2 separate regions of the Mus musculus genome follow, and region 2 is linked to region 1. A link is a loop called in an ENCODE intact Hi-C map of the cell type or tissue named here. Cell type or tissue: heart. All regions are shown on one strand. Links, peaks and the distances in the headings refer to the core of each region. The heading gives the core; the rest is flanking DNA.

The links. A loop is a pair of places that touch in the nucleus more often than their neighbours do. Peaks named below come from ENCODE experiments on the same cell type or tissue, not always from the same donor. Only the 100,000 strongest peaks of a DNase experiment are listed, where the experiment ranks them.
Region 2: a loop joins it to region 1, with 2.3 times the contacts of the local background. A loop is called at or near these places in 2 of 42 quality-filtered maps.

What each region holds. Positions count from the first base shown.
Region 1 is chrX:102,250,316-102,253,337 of GRCm38, reverse strand. It overlaps Cited1 (Cbp/p300-interacting transactivator with Glu/Asp-rich carboxy-terminal domain 1), which reads left to right and starts at 1,157. Exons shown (of 3, transcript NM_001276466.1): 1 at 1,157-1,304. Gm14858 (predicted gene 14858) reads right to left here and starts at 687. Exons shown (of 3, transcript NR_040285.1): 1 at 314-687. In heart, for the core only: no CTCF peak of the experiment used is centred there; a DNase peak (open chromatin) is centred at 1,217; H3K4me3 peaks cover 2,500 bases; H3K27ac peaks cover 2,196 bases; H3K27me3 peaks cover 2,500 bases.
Region 2 is chrX:102,306,064-102,309,085 of GRCm38, reverse strand. It overlaps Hdac8 (histone deacetylase 8), which reads left to right. Exons shown (of 11, transcript NM_027382.4): 10 at 1,342-1,447. All of the region lies in intron 2 of Gm32262 (a long non-coding RNA gene), which reads right to left. Among named protein-coding and RNA genes, the nearest start is that of Gm32262, 11 kb to the right of the region's middle. In heart, for the core only: no CTCF peak of the experiment used is centred there; no DNase peak of the experiment used is centred there; H3K27me3 peaks cover 1,489 bases.

The DNA.
Region 1 (3,022 bases), core at 172-2,671:
TCAAACGACAATGTTTTCCAAACAGTATAAACTGAATTGTTGAATGGAAGGAGTGTGTGTGTGGACGGTGGGGGGGGGGGTGTAGGGTGGGAATGGGGGAGGCTTGATTAGAGGACAGTAATCCTGGTGGCCTTCCTGCAAGGGGTGAATGAGGTGAGAGTTTCTACCCACAGGGAACATGCCTTGAAATGAGAAGCCCCAGATATCTTTCAGTGAGGATTGTAAGACACCTTACCAACACAAGAGACGTGCTCTACGTGCAAGATGTTATTCTTGCTAGATGTGAATAATTATATAATCATAATAAAATAACCTGGCATCGTGGCAAGAGGAATCTCTGCGAACTCAGTGGCAATCTTTTCGAACCCGCTGCCTGTTCTTGGCTTTTCCGTGAGCCATGTGAGTTGCATGCATGCACCTAGCCCCACGGTCCGGTAGAACAGCATTTCCCAGCGTCGTCGCATCCTGCCAGCCTCCTTCTGCCCTGGATGACCACAGGACAGAAAGCCTTGAAACCAACCTTGGGCCTTGAGGGAAGCCACCGCTGCCATATGATCTCTCTAAGTGCCCCTGCACAAAATGTAGGGAGTTTAGGGGGTAAGGGACACGCCAACCTCGGCCATTCCACGATGAGAAGACATAGCTCAAAAAGAGCAAACCGGCTCGGAGGAAGCCCTGCAGAAAACTAAGACCCGTGCCTTGCCTACACCGTCCCGTGTGCAAGTCCCTCTTCTGGACCTTTCCCTAAGCCAACAGCTCTTCTCTCTATCCATTGAAGCCCGTCCTGGCGACCCACTTGATTTAGGTCAGAAAACAGACACTAACAGCTCTCCCTCGCCTCGGTAAAATTACTAAGTGGAATTTATTGGGCAAGTCCATGCAGGGTGGTGGGGAGAGCCCACGTCCCAGGTTCGGGCTGTCACTAGTTTTAGAAAAACAAGTATAGGCCAGAGCACTGGGCGAGAAGTGACCATAATCAGAGACCATCAGCCCCACCCCAGTAGCTGCGTCGTGCCCCCAGGGCTGAGGGACAGGAGGGGACGCACGCACTCTGTTCCCTAGCCCGCCCTTTGCTTTCACAAGATCCACGGTGACTGCACCAGCTCGAGCGCCTTTAAAGGGCCACACACGCCAGCCCGCCGCTATAAAATGTTCCCGGCGGCACAGCTGCAGAAGTGCGCTGCCGAGCTGCGGTGAGGAAGCTAGCTCCGCCCGGCTGCTCCTCCCACAACCTATCGGCGCGGGGCTGCTCCTGGCAGAGAGGACCAGACGCGAGGAAGGCACAGCACCCACTCGGGCCCTCCGTAAGTATCCAGTTCAGATTTTGCCACCAACTCGCCCACGAGCCAGGACATGTGCTAATAATGCTCTAAGCTGGTTATAAAGACGTGAAAATTGGGGGGAGAGGGAAAAAAGGGGGGAAAGGGGTCTGTCCTTCCTGGGATTCCTAGCCGAGGCCAGCCTGCTGCTGTGTGCTTGTGCGCCAGGGCTCTACGGGAGGCAGTGGGGGCTTAAGAGCCCGGTCCCCGCGCCGAGAACCAAGCGTGGTGGCTGTGATCGCCACCGCCCCGGAGTCCGGGCGCCGGAGCTGCGGGCCGGCAAGAGCGCGGGTCGGGGCAGCTCGGCGCTGCCCGGTGCGGTGCGGCGGCGCGGCGCGGCGCGGCGGTGCAGGCTTTTCCCAGGCGCCCTGGGGTCGCGTGGCCGCCCGTGCGGCTGGGGACTCTGAAGCGAGTGGCTAGCGGCGGCGGCGGCAGTGTGCGTGCCAAGGGGGCTCGGGGCTAGGTCGCTTCGTCCGTACCTCAGCTCCTGTGAGCTTTCCTCTCCCGGGCAAGCAGCTTCGCGGAGGTAAGCCGGGCCGCCCGGCAGGACGCTGGGCTGGGCAGCAGGGGCCGAGGGCACCGGAGGCGGCCAAGCTGGCCGCGGGGCTGGGGGACTTGTTTGCTGCCGGAGCTGCCGGGCAGAGGGGCGGCAGCCCGGGCCGGCCCGCGGGACGCGGAGCCCACTTGTCCGGAGAAACCCGCAGCACATCCACTCCGGCGCCCGCGCTTTCTCCGGCTCTGCTTCCCCGACTTTGCCAATACCCAGGACTGCATCAGGCCGCTCGGGGGCCGCACAAAGCTCTTGTTTCCTGGGGGGCTGGAAGCGAGAAGGGCTTCTGGCTGAACTCAGCCAAGCTGCGTGCTGCAAGTTGGAACATTCTGGCAACTTGCTTTCCCCACGCAGCACGACCCCCGTGCACACGCCCCTCTCGGGGGAAGCGGCCGCGCGGCGCCCAGCCTCTGCCTCACGGGGAGCCTGATCAGGGGCGGGACAGCTAGTCTGAACCATGCCACTTTTAACGTTGTGACCTTGGGTTAAGTTATCGCACCCACCTCGGCACCTCGAATCTTTGCTAGCCAGCTGCGAGCAGCGGCAGCAGCGGACGCTCCGAGGGCGCTCGGAAGTGTCTGTGAGGCGCGCGAGCCACTGCCGCTGGCGCCAAAGTGCGCCCCCGCGCGCGGAGACGCTGCGGGTCCCCAAAGTCGCGCTGACGCGGAGACCCCGTGCTTCGTCGCCTGTCTGCTTCTGAGCACCTGAGGTAAAGGACGCTTGGAGCCCTCCGGCACTGGTGCTCGCGCCTGGCGTGCCGGGCTCCGTTCGGCCAAGCCCGCCTCGGTGGCTCTCTCCGGGCGCGTCGAGGAGGCCCCGGCGAGCTGTCCGTAAACAAGGGGCCTTTAGTTTTAAGGTGGCGAGTCTAGCTGGGCTGCTTGGAGAGCGTGCAAGCCAAGCCGCAGTGCTGTTTGGACATTTAGATTTCTCAGTAGCAATGGAGGTGGAGTATACCGGTTGGTGCCATTTTAACTTTTGCTCTCGGGACAGGTTCGAGATGACCCCCCCCCACCTGCCGCGCTCTTCCCACCCCACCCCCCTTCTCTTTCCTCTTCTCACCCTCCAACAGCGTTGGCGAAGGCTTTCTCGGAGGGTAGCCAGGCGAGGCCGGGCGGCGGGAGGGAGGCAGGAGACGCGAGCCGCGGAGTCCGCA
Region 2 (3,022 bases), core at 383-2,882, 56 kb before region 1:
AAAGCTATCTCCCCATGAAATTAATCTCATGGGTTCCACAAAAACCCTGTTAGAACCTCTAGAAACTGTTCTACAACATCTCCCATGGTTCCAGATGTACATCCAGACTCCTAATAAGGATACTGTAAGTGACAGTGGCAATAACTTAGGGTTCTTTGAGTGGCATCAGAGTCACGACATAGCAAGATTCCGGTTTTCATACGTGCAATAGTGTTTGTGGTTTGGCTTTATTTTGTGTTGGGGGAATTTGGATTCCCTGGTTTACTTACCACCTAACAATGTCACTATTGAAACACATCACGTTAAAGACCATATGCTCTCTCTCCAGAAAGCACACACAAATACTATTTCTGTTGAAAAAAAAAAAAACTAAACAGAAATTGTAGATTTGCATATTTCTCATTCAAAGACTGATCCCATTTGAATGATTCCTTTGTCACAGAATGCTTTTCCCCAAGTGGGCCCTAACAGGAGCTAAATTAGATATCATGACTTACAAAAGGTCACGAGGAGTCATCTAGTGAACTAGAAATAGAATCCACAAGCCTTTCTTTTGAGTCCTCGAATTTAAAAACAGAAACTTTACTATAGAGAAAGAAAAACTGAAGTAGCCTTAGTAGACTCACTTGTCATTCCTGGAGCAGGGAATCCAAAGCAACCAAAGTGAATGGACTGTGAGGCCAAGAGATAAATCAAGCACAGGGACTGCTGTCCAGTGGGGAGATGAGAGAAGGATCTATCCAGTGCTTATGCTCACCGAGAGGACCCTCAAGAGACGCTAATGCATCTTTACACCCTCCATGCAACTGGCACTGTGACCTGCATGTGACTTAGAAGCAAGCACTCCCTATCTGAATGGTGGCCATAAGATAAGCACCAGCACAAGGCTGTGGAGGTTGGCAGAGAACGAAGGACAGCTTTGTGAAGGAGGTGACATTTGAGCTGTGCCTGGAAGATGGGGAGGTTTTCCCCACAGGCAGCATGGATGGGGGGGGGGGTGCAAGAAAGCAATGAGTTCTAAGAAAGAACAAAGTGTGGAGAGAGCACAGTGAGCCAGCATGCTAGAGCACAGGAAGTAGGAAGAACTATGGCCCAAGCAGAGGGACCCTTGACAGCAAGCTCCCAAATTTCACTGTGACTGTCACTGAAGGGCTAAACAAGTGCACATAGTGATGCCACCAGGGTAGAACTTCCTGCCACTTCATGCCACTCTGCCCTTTGAGGCTGCCCTGGCTGAGTCAGGAATAGTGCACTTCTTTTGATTGCCCTGTTTGTATGTGGTTTGGTTTGGAGGTTTTATGTGGTTTTGTTTGTTTTTTGGCCTTTCCCTTTTCCTTACAGTTTTTCACAGCATATGGTCCTGATTATGTGCTGGAAATCACGCCAAGCTGCCGGCCAGACCGCAATGAGCCCCACCGAATCCAGCAAATCCTCAACTACATCAAAGGTGAGCACCACCCTCCAGTCCAGTGTGTGGTGGCCTGCCGCTGGGGGCTTCCTCAAATACCATTTGTCTTTTGGCAGCTAATCATTCCATTGACTTGGAAAGGAAGCCTCTTTTTGGCCTGACATCTCATAGCCGGAATTCTACACAAGCCACTCACTCTGGTTGAGATTGTCACTTGGCTGGCTAATGTCACCTTCAGAAGAACAAAAGGTTCAGCTTTAAGGCACTTCCAAGGGAAAATGAGTTATAAAATATTCTGAGAGCCTTTTTCTTTGAAAATGCCAACAGTAAAACCATCTTTAAGGGTTAGGTTATATGTCTCAGTGGTAGAGCATTTGCCTACCACTCCATCTCCAATGCTCTGAAAAAGCAAAACAGAAAAACTCCTCTTTAAATTAAGGGAAGTTCAAGGGAATTTAGACCTGAGGTGTTACTATATGGAAGGAATTCCTCCCCCAAACACTCTTGCAGCATGGTCTAAGAGAGGGCCTTGCAAGTCTATGGAGGTCTTGTGAGCAATCAGGGAGTTTAATGCAGCCTTGCTCTTAGAACCCAAGAGCACAGCTACTGCCCTCTACCCCTCCCCCCAATTTATTTTGTCCCCAGGATAGAGAGAAATGGTAGTTATGGCTATATAGTCCACTAGATTCTTGGGAGGGTCTTTGCTCTTAGCTTTCCATTAGAATCCCCTCCCAACCTCTCAGCTGCTTCTCCCCCACCCCTTTTAAAAAGACTTACCTATCATTTAAGTGTTTAAAGCAGTCATTTTCCTGGTGTGCATGCGTGCGTGCATGTGTGCATGTGTGTATGTGTACATACACTTGGATCCTATTTGCAGAGTTAAGAGGCCAAACATATCATATTGCCTGCCAAAGAGCGAAATTCTCTTGTTTATTCATAAAATGACACAGACAGTGCCAATACCCACTTTTGACTCCTTCCCTGGAGTGCAGTCCTGTGTGAAAAGAGGCCTGCTCAAAGCTGGGCTCATCTAAGGGGATATGCAGTGTTCTGAGGGTCTTTACTGAAAGCTATGTTCAGTAGCAGAGTGAGCTCGATGACAACAGCAGAGCCCTTGGTAAGGACCGTGCTTCTGGGGCTCTTTGGACCTGAGAAGATTTTCTATGCTAATAGTCTCAGACCTCACAGTTTACCCTCACAGCTCATCGCCCCTTGTAAGGTCCTGCAACCCAAAGCTTCTTCTGCCCCTAAAGTTTCAAATCACCTTCCTCTGATCTCCTGGTAGCTTCCCACTCTACAAGTCCTCACTTTCTAACAGGTCTTCCTCCCATCTCAAATCTTGAAGACCTTCATAGTCCCTCTGTTGCTGACCCTTCTTGCTCTGCTACAATCTGGACAAACACTGGAGATTTGCACCCTTCCCCCCTGACTTCCCTCCGCTCCTCTCAGCTCCAGAACACAGACCCTATTTTCCTTGAGATTGTTTCTAAACCAGTTTCACTGGTTCACGCTTATCACTCCTTCTCCTTCCTTGCCATTTTCCCTCCCAGGCTCTAAATTCTGGTGGCGCCCAAAGCACTAAAACCAGACAGCAGACACATACCTCTGCAGTAC